Regions from separate parts of the Homo sapiens genome. Here all the other regions are linked to region 1. The links are chromatin contacts, found by Hi-C or POLR2A ChIA-PET in ENCODE. All regions are on one chromosome and are shown on one strand. Each heading gives the region's core, a stretch centred on a gene start or an enhancer-like site at or near the end of the contact. The rest is flanking DNA. Distances are from core to core; before and after follow the strand shown.

Region 1 (3,558 bases), core at 708-3,207:
GACATAACTTTTAGAATAAATGCCCACTTCAGAGTAAATAAGAAGATAAAGGAGGTATCATCATAAGTTGATGAGAATCCTATGATCACTACCACTTTCTGGAAGTAGCTCCCAGAAATATTAAAATCTAGTAATTTTAATTGACTCAAACATCATTTTTAGTAAACATTCTGGTATCCAAAAGCATGAGACTAAACAATGATATTGAAAAGATTAATATTATTTGGAAATGTATTCCACAACTAATTTATTCTGGGCCTACCTGCAGGGATAGTCGTCCCAAAATTAAACGTTCTATAGGTACAAAGTAATTTTAAAACTGGATGTTTTAATTTCAAAACTTATAAATTTTCTGAGCCAAAGCATTCTCTTCCATGTATAGAACTAGGGTTTTAACCAAATACTTGGTTGAAAGCTGTACAAATCCAAACATAATTGAAGTCTTGATTCTGCCACTTTCAAGAGTGGGTGGTACAGATTCTTCTCATTCATAACATTAGTTTCTAGCTGATGTGGTTCGTTATTCAAAGAACACTTAACAGTCCTTCATAAAATGGTAGATTCAGTCTAAGGACTAAGAGTAGAACATTCTGGAATAACAATAACGTTTACAAACACCACTTACCATTTGGTCCTAGGTTTTCATAAAAAATTGATATAGGCAGCAGATGTATACAGAACACCCTAGTTGAGGCCAGTTTAAGTGTAAAATACCCACATACTCAAAGCCTAAGAACAATTTACTTAAGACAAAACAATGTTGGAGAAATTGCCCAATATCACAAATGTAGCAGTCACCCCTAAACAGTGTTTTTGATTAATGACAACCAATTTCCTTCAATCTTAAAGGCAACCAATTCAAGCCAGTAGGTTAAATCCTTGAAGTATACTGCAATGCTACTCCTTTTTTCCAGGGAATCAGATGAGAATTTTGTGCTAAGAACTTATCAGGAAAATGGAAGTAACGAAAATTAACACGCCAAAATATGAGTATAAGAAATATAAGCCTCCTTAATAATCAGCCAAGAAAAAAATAATCAGGTTATGTCTCCTCCCACCCATTCTTTCTGTCTTAACCTTCTGCAAAAGCCGGCTGGATTCAGAGTAGAAATAAACGAATTTTACAATGAGTCGAGTACCACCAAAAATCAAAAGTGGGAGCTTACTCGTCCTCCAGGTCTGACCCGCCTCCAGCCCGAGGCCACCAAAAGACACACCTCCCTTCCCCCAACCCGCCACAGCCGGCTCTACAGGTAACAGGCGTTTCTTCTCGCGCAGTTTGAACAAAAACAATCCAGAAGGAACAGATTTGGTTTTTTAAAAAAAATGAACAAAAGCCAAAAAAGCCACAAACACAACCTAAACCTTCTAAGAAGCTCGACTACTCCCGTTCTGCACGTTCCTTCCCAGAAGGATGCAGACCCCCGGTGTCGGCGGGAACCAGGAAGCTCTTGGGGCCTCCCTGGGCCAGACCTGCACCCGGGAAGCCGCCGCAAGGCTTCAGGAGCCCCAGGTCGCCCCAAGGCCGCGCCGCAGGATTGAACAAAGCGGCGGGTGCAGCAACCTCGGCGCTTCCGAGCGCGTTCGGGGCCGGACGCCCGGCGTCCGGCGCTGGCTCCAGAAAGGCGGCGGGTGTGGGGCGCAGAGGCCTATCTCGCGCCCTAGCCGCGGCCCGCGCCCCGCCGCAGTCCCCGGGGACGGTACTCACACACGCAGAGCTCCACCACGTACGCGTAGTAGGACCAGACGACCACGAAGGTGATGAAGAGCACCGGCACCCAGCCCACGACGCGCTGGCAGCAGCGCCACAGCGTCCAGGGCGCCATGTTCCGCTGGCGGCTGCCGAGCCCCGCGTCCCACCGTTCTGGGGAGCGCGGGAGCCCCGGCGACGGTGACTCGGACGCTCCAGGCGGCTGCTGGTCCAGCTCCCCCGCCTCCGAGGCAGGACTTGTGGGAGCAAAAGTCCGAGGCGCCGCCGGGACTCCTCCCGTCCCGGCGCCCAGCCAGGCCCCGCCCCCACCCCACATCCCGTCGCCCCCCTCCCCCCGCGTCCGTCCCCGCCAGCCCGCCCGCCGCGGGCCGCGGGCCGCCCCCGGTCTCCGCGTCGTTGGGGCGGGGTTTCCGCGGCCGGGGAGGCGGTGAGGGGGCGGGGCCGCAGCTCGGGACCGCCCATGGGGCGTGGCGGGGCTGGATGCGGACAGGCTGGGCGGACGCGGGAGGCCGGGGAAGGAGAGGCGAAAAACACGCCCTTGATGGATGAGAGGGACAGGGGATAGCTTTTGTGGATCGAGACTCAATAGGGGAGGGAGACTATGGAAATGATTCCTTAGCTGATTTGTGGATCTTGGCCCTCTCTGTGTACAGAACTCGCTCCACTGGGGTTCCTGGGACATTGAGTAGTTGGGGCACTGTTTCAAACATGACAAGGCCATTCCCCACTCAGTGTGCGAAGAATGCACATTGTTAGAAGGCTCCTCCTGTGATTTTTATGTTCGTCCATCTTGGCGGAACCCCTCCCTTTCTTGAAGATGGAACGGTAGATACCTGTAATTTCGGGTAGAAGCCATGTAGGGTCCATCAGTTTGATTCGTAACCCAAATTTAAGATTGAGTAGCGAGAAGGAAAGGGCATGTAAATGACCCTCTCCTTGCCCCGCAAACGACTAAGGAAATTTAAAGAATTTATTTACAACTAGAGGTTGCTAAGCAATGACGATAATCATATAGAACCCAGAAGCATCACTGTGAAGACTTCACAATGCAAGGTCAGACGCATTAGAAGGGATTCCAGACCGCAATCTTCATACCAGTTCCTGCTACTAGCATTCAGTTTTGGTTAGAATGAATTTTTGTGTTTGTTTTTTGAAACAGGGTCTTCTCGCTCTGTCGCCCAAGCTGGAGTGCAGTGGCACGACCTGGGCTCATTTAAGCCTCGACCTCCCTGCTAAAGCACTCCTCCTGCTTCAGCCTGCAGAGTAGCAGGGACTACAGGCCCGCCACCATGCCCAGCTGATGTTTGTATTTTCTGTAAAAACTAGGTTTCGCCCTGTTGCCATGCTGGCCCTGAACTCCAAGGCTCAAGGAATCCCAACCCCTCTCCGCCTCCACCTCCCAAAGAAGTGCTGAGATTACAGGTGTGAGCCACCACGACCGGCCTACACTGAGCTTTAAATTAGCTACTGCTCACTAAAGTCTCCATGAAGAAGACGTCACCCTTTGCTGTGTCAGAGAAATGTAGTAAAAGCGAGTAAGTATTTAATCACTGCACACTGCTGCTTGAGTAATAAAGCATGTATAAAAGATTCTGTTCTCCCTGATTTTGTGCCTTAAAAGTCATATTAGTTAGTGGCCTAGTTGACAGTAGGTTTAGGTTCAAGTTCAACTAGTTTTCCAGAGAGGCTGCTTAGGAGGGTTAGACCTCAACATAGAATTCGGATGGACATGGAAGAACATAAAGCCGTTTCTCCTCTATGTCATCTCTACGTACCAAAACCATGCTGCTAGAGCTCAGCACAAAGCCATGTCCTTTACAAGCTCCAGGGCTGCTAGAAATGATCTT
Region 2 (3,274 bases), core at 292-2,791, 760 kb before region 1:
CTGGAAACAAAGAACATGAACAATTTACTAGTCAGAAAAAAAGTGTTTTATAACCCAAAACAAATATTTGCCAAGAGCTGTAAATTGCTTAAATCGCTTAAACTGGAGATTTCAGTGAGATTTTTAGCAGTAGATTACTAAGCTCCTTAGTTATAGAACATTCAATGCATAGGAAAGTGTTTTTCCTACAAAGCATAACTGAAATGTAGTTTAACTAATGGTTTACAATTCAGTCAAATACCAAAGCTGCAAACCATTTAGGGAGTCATCAATTACATATTTTGTACACTTTCAAAAAGCTTACAGCTGGGATGGGTTGTTTATTTTCAAAGCATGACTGCTTTAAAATGATCATATTCTTTAGCCTGCCACCTAGGAAGCATTAAGCATTTACTTGCAGAATGAACAAACGAGCACGTTGTCTTGTGTTATGAAGTATATAATATAGTTCGTTTTAGTTTCTTCATTCGCAGACTATCAGGCTCATTTCACGTGACTGCTTGCACTTAGAACTGAGTTATCACGGAGTAGGAACTCTCCAACATCGTCGTCATAGACCAAGAGATGCCCATGAACAGCCATGAAAGTGCCAGTCAGGGAAGTATTCAGTGCTTTGTTGTAGAGTTGTTGGATAGAGGCACAGGATCATTTCATGTTGTTGAGGAGAAAGGAGCAACAGCCTCCTCCCACCTTATTAAAAATAGAGATTTAAAAAAACCTCTAATTTCCTCGAAGTACAGAATCTCAAGAGGTAGCTCTAAGGAGAATCCCTCTGGGTTTGAGCGCATTCCTCTTCCAGGGGGCCTATTCTTGGACTGCTTTCCTTAATAGAGAAATCTCTCTGAGCCAAAATCGGCCTCCCCCAATTCCATCCTGTCGGCCCCACTTTTCTGCTTCGGAGACTTCCAAGCCAGTCCCCACTCCTCCTTCAGCCAGTCGGGCCCGCACCCGCGCCCGGCAGGGCCAGCCCTCTCCTCCTCCTGCGTGGCGCAGCACAGGCCCTGAGCGCGCGACCCCAGGCCCTGGGCGCCCCGCCGCATGCTCGCGGCTGGAAGCCCCAGTTTGCGTGGCCCTTCGGGTTATTCCGCTCAAGAGCCGCCGCGTCGCCCCATCTCGGCGCGAATCTGAAAGCGCTTTCGGGGGAGAAGATGTTGGGGGCACTGGTGAGTACACTGCACAAGTGACAAAATGTTTTCAGCTCCTGGAGGCGAAAGGTGCAGAGTCGCTCTGTGTCCGTGAGGCCGGGCGGCGACCTCGCTCAGTCGGCTTCTCGGTCCGAGTCCCCGGGTACGAGGAAAGACCACAGGGGGCTTCTCGCGGAAAAGCGGGCCGCGGACCCTGCGCGGGCTGGCTGGGGCGGGCGGATGACGAGGCGCAGGGGCAAGGGTGGGTCTGCGAGGCGGCGGGTCCGGGCGTCTTAGGCTCCGGGGCTCCCTCGCTGGCGGCGGAGCAGGGATGGCGCGCCCGGGGGTGAGGGTGCGGCGGGTCACAAGCACTCGCAGCCCGCGGCGCAGCAACCCGGCAGGCACACGCACACGTGCACGCGCGCCCCGCACCCGCCCCCCGTGCGGCCCCCGGCTCGGGGCGGCGGCGGCGGCGGGGGCCGGGGGCGCGCGGGCCGGCGCCGGGCTGGGCCCCGGGGACCCCGCGGGCGGCGGGCAGGCGGGGAGGGCGCTCTGGGGCCCGCCCGCGCGGCTCCCATCCTCCGGGCCGGCCTCTGGCTCCGCGGGGCGAGGGGAGGCGCCCGCCGGCTCCGGGCGCCGCGGGCGGGACACGGGCGCGGGGCGCAGGCGGGCTCCTCCGGCGCGTGCGGACGCTGAGCGTGGCCTGTCCCTCAGGTCTGGATGCTGGTAGCCGGCTTCCTGCTGGCGCTGCCGCCGAGCTGGGCCGCGGGCGCCCCGAGGGCGGGCAGGCGCCCCGCGCGGCCGCGGGGCTGCGCGGACCGGCCGGAGGAGCTACTGGAGCAGCTGTACGGGCGCCTGGCGGCCGGCGTGCTCAGTGCCTTCCACCACACGCTGCAGCTGGGGCCGCGTGAGCAGGCGCGCAACGCGAGCTGCCCGGCAGGGGGCAGGCCCGCCGACCGCCGCTTCCGGCCGCCCACCAACCTGCGCAGCGTGTCGCCCTGGGCCTACAGGTGAGCCGCGGGCGCGTCCTGGCGGGGCCCGGCAGGTGGGGAGGGCAGGGCTGGGCGGGGAGAGTGGGTGGGGCCGGGCCGAGGCCGGGCAGGCGGGGAGGGTGGGGCGGGGAAGGGGAGGTGGTTGGGGCGGGGCGACGCGGAGGGGGCGTGGCACGCGGGGCGAGGCGGAGCAGGTAGGGGTGGGGTGGTGCGGGGCGAGACAGGGTAGGGTACGGTAGGGTGGGGTGGGGTGCGAGGGGCGCTGCGATGAGGCGGGGTGGGGCGGGGCAGTTGGAGCACTGGGGGGCAATTCCTAAACTGCGAAGGCCCACCCCCACCACCTCCCTTGAAGGAGTCCTGCTTCCTCTCTTTACCCTCCAGTATTTCCTATGCAACACGTATCTCTTGAACACCTCATCTCCTCCAGGTTGGATGGGTCCGCAAGGCACTAGCTGGGGACCCTTCCGTGATGTGGACACAGTGATGTGGACCGTACTCTGCACAGGGGGCCCGGGGAGGTGCTGCTGGGGGGTGCGCGGTACTATCCACATATTTCCTGAGTGCCCCTGTGGTCCAGAGGCTGCTGGAGTGGAGCCCTGGGAAGCGCCCTCTGAGCCCCTCTAGTTTAATAGCCTAAGGAAGGAGTGGGGATAATTGGGAAAGAAACCACACCATCAGGCAGTGCATGAAGTGACATGAACAGTTTCGAGAGTATTTTGGTCTTGGAACAGAGGTCATTTCAGAAGAAAGGGACAGCCTGCAGAAGGGGAAGGCTGGAGAAGTTGGGGGCGTGTAGGCAGGGTGCCGCAGTGTCCTCAGCAGGCACCTGTGACCGTCTTCCCTCTAGCTGGAGCAGGAGGAGCTGCCCTAGGGGGCAAGGCCTCCCAGGGCCACAGAGGTCAAGAAAGGCTTCGTGAAAGAGCTGAGTCTTGATGGAGGAGAGCAAGTCGCCTACAAAGGCAGTGCTGAGGGAAGGGACAGCTGATAGCAAGCGGGAACAAAGCGCTTGGAAAATGGGGAGAGCCACAAGGCGAGCGGGGGCGGTGGGGGTGGGGGGGCGTAGGCGAGGTGTTTGCCTGTGGGGTGGGCATCGATGTAAGGCTGGAGACAGGTGCAGGAGCTGGATCCCCGCCTTGTCAGCAGTGCAGAGCTTCACCC
Region 3 (3,255 bases), core at 503-3,002, 980 kb before region 1:
CCTTTACTTTCAGTAAAGGGAAGGAGACCATTTGGCCTTAACAATCTTGACCTCCTCAACTCTGGATCTTGTGATTCAGCTCCCAAAGTCTCAGGGACAAGGCTCCCCTGCCTCAGGGTCAAGCAAGCTCCGAACTCTTGGTCCATCCACTCTAGCTTCTAACAGCCCAGCATCTGGACCCGTGCGCAGCCTCCTTCACCCTCCAACACCCGGAACACAGGGCAGCAAAGTCCTCTCGCGATGTCCATTGCCCAGAGTGGCGAGTCAGAAGTCAGCCTCACAGACAGGATGGCCATCACCAGGCTACAGGGACAGGGAAGGAGCAGACAACTGGACAGGGAGGAGGGAGCCATCCGCCACCTCAGGAGCACCGGGAAGAGGGCCTCCCCGCATTCCCAGACCCCATCACACCCCGTGTCTCTCCCTCCCTGGCAGGGGTGGCAGGCATGCAGGTTCCAGCTGGAGTCCAAGCGACCTGGCCCAAAGGCTGATTCCACCTTTGGGCTCTGGGGTGAGATCTTTATCCTGTCATTTCTAAACAGATAATCCATTCAGTCATCAACAAATGTTTATTAAGTTCCTGCCTCATGCCAGGCACTGTTTTAGGTACTGGAAAAACAGCAGTAGATAAAGCAATCAAAAATATTCCTGAGGTGTGCAGGCAAAAATGATTGGGGGTGGAGAGTGGGTATGGCATGGAATAAATACTAGCACCCACTTTACGGGGGTGTCGTGAGGACTGAAGTGGGTCATTTTGTGTTAAGAGTGTGGCACAGGACCTGGTCCATGGTAAGGGATGGATGCACAGTAGTTCCCATTAGCTGCGGGTCATAGGCCAAGACTAAAGAAGAGCCATATCAGCCTCAGGAGGCCTTGGGAACAGAGGGGAATCACCTGATGCTGTGCAACTGGCTCTGGCCAGGCTCAGAGAAACCAGGGACCCTTTCAGCGGAAGATTCCCACCCACCACCTACCAACTAGGATGGCAAGATAGCAAGTGCCTTCAAACGCGAGCAAAGCAAGAAGCAAAAGGCCGCAGGACGAGTCCCGGTGACATATCCACAAATCACAGGCAGAGAGCCTGTTAAAGGAAGGCTGTGTAAGTGTACTCAGTCAGTGGAAAGTGGACTTGCTCCAGGAAGGCCACAGCCTCATCCTGGCCTGTGTCACCTGCCCCACGCACACGGCAGTTCCGGGGCAGGTCCTGCGCACGCGGCAGGAAGGAAGGAAACCACAGTAGGTCTCTCAGAGGAAACCACAGTAGCAGCCTCCTCTGCCAAAACAACAGAAATAGCTACTCCAGTGTCCCAGGTGTCTTCCCACACACAAATGTGCAATGCGATACTTGCTGAACGCCAGGGCCTCTGAAAGGCAGGAAGGTAATTAGCTGGGAGTGGTGGCATGTGCCTATAATCCCAGCTACCAGGAGGCTGAGGCAAGAGAATCACTGGAACCCGGGAGGCAGAGGCTGCAGTGAGCCAAGATCGCGCCACTGCACTACAGCCTGGGTGACAGAGCAAAACTCCATCTCAAAAAAAAAAAAAAAAAGGAAAAACGAAAGGCAGGAAGGTCTCTGCTGGGCAGCAGGGACTGATACAGGTCAACCAGACCCATAAGAGGTGAAAGGCCGCCCCTTGAAAGAAACCTTTTGATTTCCCCCAGTGGTTCAAACAGACTTACTGGGCAACAAGTCTTTGAATATTGACTTTCAAATGAAAATAAACACAGCAAGGCAGCTCTGCGTCAGCAGATATGCTCCCAGCGTGCTGATACCGCTAGGTGAGCAGCAGGGAGCCCAAGCCGGAAGAAAAACATGCAGCAGGGCCAGCACCGAGTTCTGCAGGTGTCCCTTACTTTTCATTAACATGAAGCTCCCAGATTCCCGCTTATGCCTCATACCTCTTAAAAACGCAGGCTCAGCAGGGCGAGGTAGCTTATGCCTGCAATTCCAGCACTTTGGGAGGCCAAGCTGGAGGATTGTTTAGGCCCAGGAGTTCAAGACCAGCTTGGACAACACAGTGAGACCTCGACTCTACTAAAAAATTACCTGGGTGTAGGCCGGGTGCGGTGGCTCACGCCTGTAATCCCAGCACTTTGGGAGGCCGAGGCGAGTGGATCACGAGGTCAGGAGATCGAGACCATCCTGGCTAACATGGTGAAAGCCCGTCTCTACGAAAAATACAAAAAATTAGCCGGGCGTGGTGGCGGGCGCCTGTAGTCCCAGCTACTCGGGAGGCTGAGGCAGGAGAATGGCATGAACCCGGGAGGCAGAGCTTGCAGTGAGCCAAGATCGTGCCACCGCGCTCCAGCCTGGGCGACAGAGCGGGACTCCGTCTCAAAAACAGCAACAAATAATTACCTGGGTGTGGTGACACATGCCTGTAGTCCTAGCTACTCGGGAGACTGAGGTGGGAGGATCGCTTGAGCCCAGGAGTTCAAGACGTCAGTGAGCTATGATCACACAGCTACATTCCAACCTGGGCAGCAGAGCAAGACCTTGACTCTAAAAATCTTAAGTAATTAATTTATATATATATATAATATTTGTATAAACTAGGCACTGTTTTAGGTGTTGGAGAAATAGCAGTAGGTAAAACAATCAAAAATATTCCTGAGGTGTGCAGGCAACAATGATTGGGGTTGGAGAGCGGGCATGGCATGGAATAAATACTAGCACCCACTTTACATGGGCGTCCTGAGGACTGAAGTGGGTCATTTTGCATAAAATGGGCGGCACAGGACCTGGCCCATAGTAAGAGATTGACACACAGTAGGTATATATACAGGCAGGCTCCATGGTGTATTTAATATTACATATTATCATTTAATAATGTTTAAAATTAAATATATAAAAATATTTTTAAAAATATATTAAAAATATATATAATAAATTTTAAAAAATTATTTTTATATTATATATTATTTTGTATACTAGATAATATATAATTGTATAATAGATAATATATAATATTCCATTATGTATTCTATTATATATTATACTAAAATATAATATACTATAGTATATAGATAGTATAATATATATTATATGATAATATATAATACTATACTATAAATACTACCATATGTATTATAGTATATATTACAGTATATTATATATTATCATTTTATAATATATATATTACGTAGTTATATATATATATATGTATATAAAAATATATATGGGCAGGCTCCATGGTGTATTCTGTGTAGCACACAGTATCCAACAGTCTTCATAAATAACCATCTCCCATTGCT

The links. A loop is a pair of places that touch in the nucleus more often than their neighbours do. ChIA-PET counts read pairs that join two places held with the same protein, here RNA polymerase II (POLR2A). Pooled maps may share reads with other maps.
Region 2: a loop to region 1 is called in a map of CD8-positive, alpha-beta T cell, with 8 times the contacts of the local background. The contact joins the promoter of IL17D here to the promoter of ZDHHC20 in region 1. A Hi-C loop is called at or near these places in 4 of 168 maps with a recorded cell type or tissue (CD8-positive, alpha-beta T cell, ascending aorta and gastrocnemius medialis) and 10 of 50 pooled maps.
Region 3: a loop to region 1 is called in a pooled map, with 8 times the contacts of the local background. The contact joins the enhancer-like site here to the promoter of ZDHHC20 in region 1. A Hi-C loop is called at or near these places in 5 of 50 pooled maps. POLR2A ChIA-PET finds 5 or more read pairs at or near these places in 2 of 52 experiments (CD4-positive, alpha-beta T cell and CD4-positive, alpha-beta memory T cell).

Annotation. Positions count from the first base shown.
Region 1 is chr13:21,457,346-21,460,903 of GRCh38, forward strand. ZDHHC20 (zDHHC palmitoyltransferase 20) reads right to left here and starts at 1,958. Exons shown (of 13, transcript NM_001330059.2): 1 at 1,709-1,958. The coding sequence starts at 1,826. It overlaps LOC124903131 (a long non-coding RNA gene), which reads left to right and starts at 2,202. Exons shown (of 2, transcript XR_007063713.1): 1 at 2,202-2,834; 2 at 3,038-3,301. RefSeq lists a silencer at 1,871-2,250, an enhancer at 2,114-2,283 and a cis regulatory region at 2,199.
Region 2 is chr13:20,702,158-20,705,431 of GRCh38, forward strand. It overlaps IL17D (interleukin 17D), which reads left to right and starts at 1,542. Exons shown (of 2, transcript NM_001385224.1): 1 at 1,542-2,134. The coding sequence starts at 1,845. RefSeq lists silencers at 924-1,003, 1,424-1,563, 1,854-2,363.
Region 3 is chr13:20,474,824-20,478,078 of GRCh38, forward strand. The region is part of intron 3 of CRYL1 (crystallin lambda 1); the gene reads right to left. Among named protein-coding and RNA genes, the nearest start is that of MIR4499, 43 kb to the left of the region's middle. RefSeq lists enhancers at 1,283-1,482, 1,553-1,602. Within about 2 kb of position 1,753, at least 9 of the 41 ENCODE cell types and tissues checked have a DNase peak (open chromatin) inside an H3K27ac peak, as active enhancers do; they include CD4-positive, alpha-beta T cell, where a contact is called at or near this core.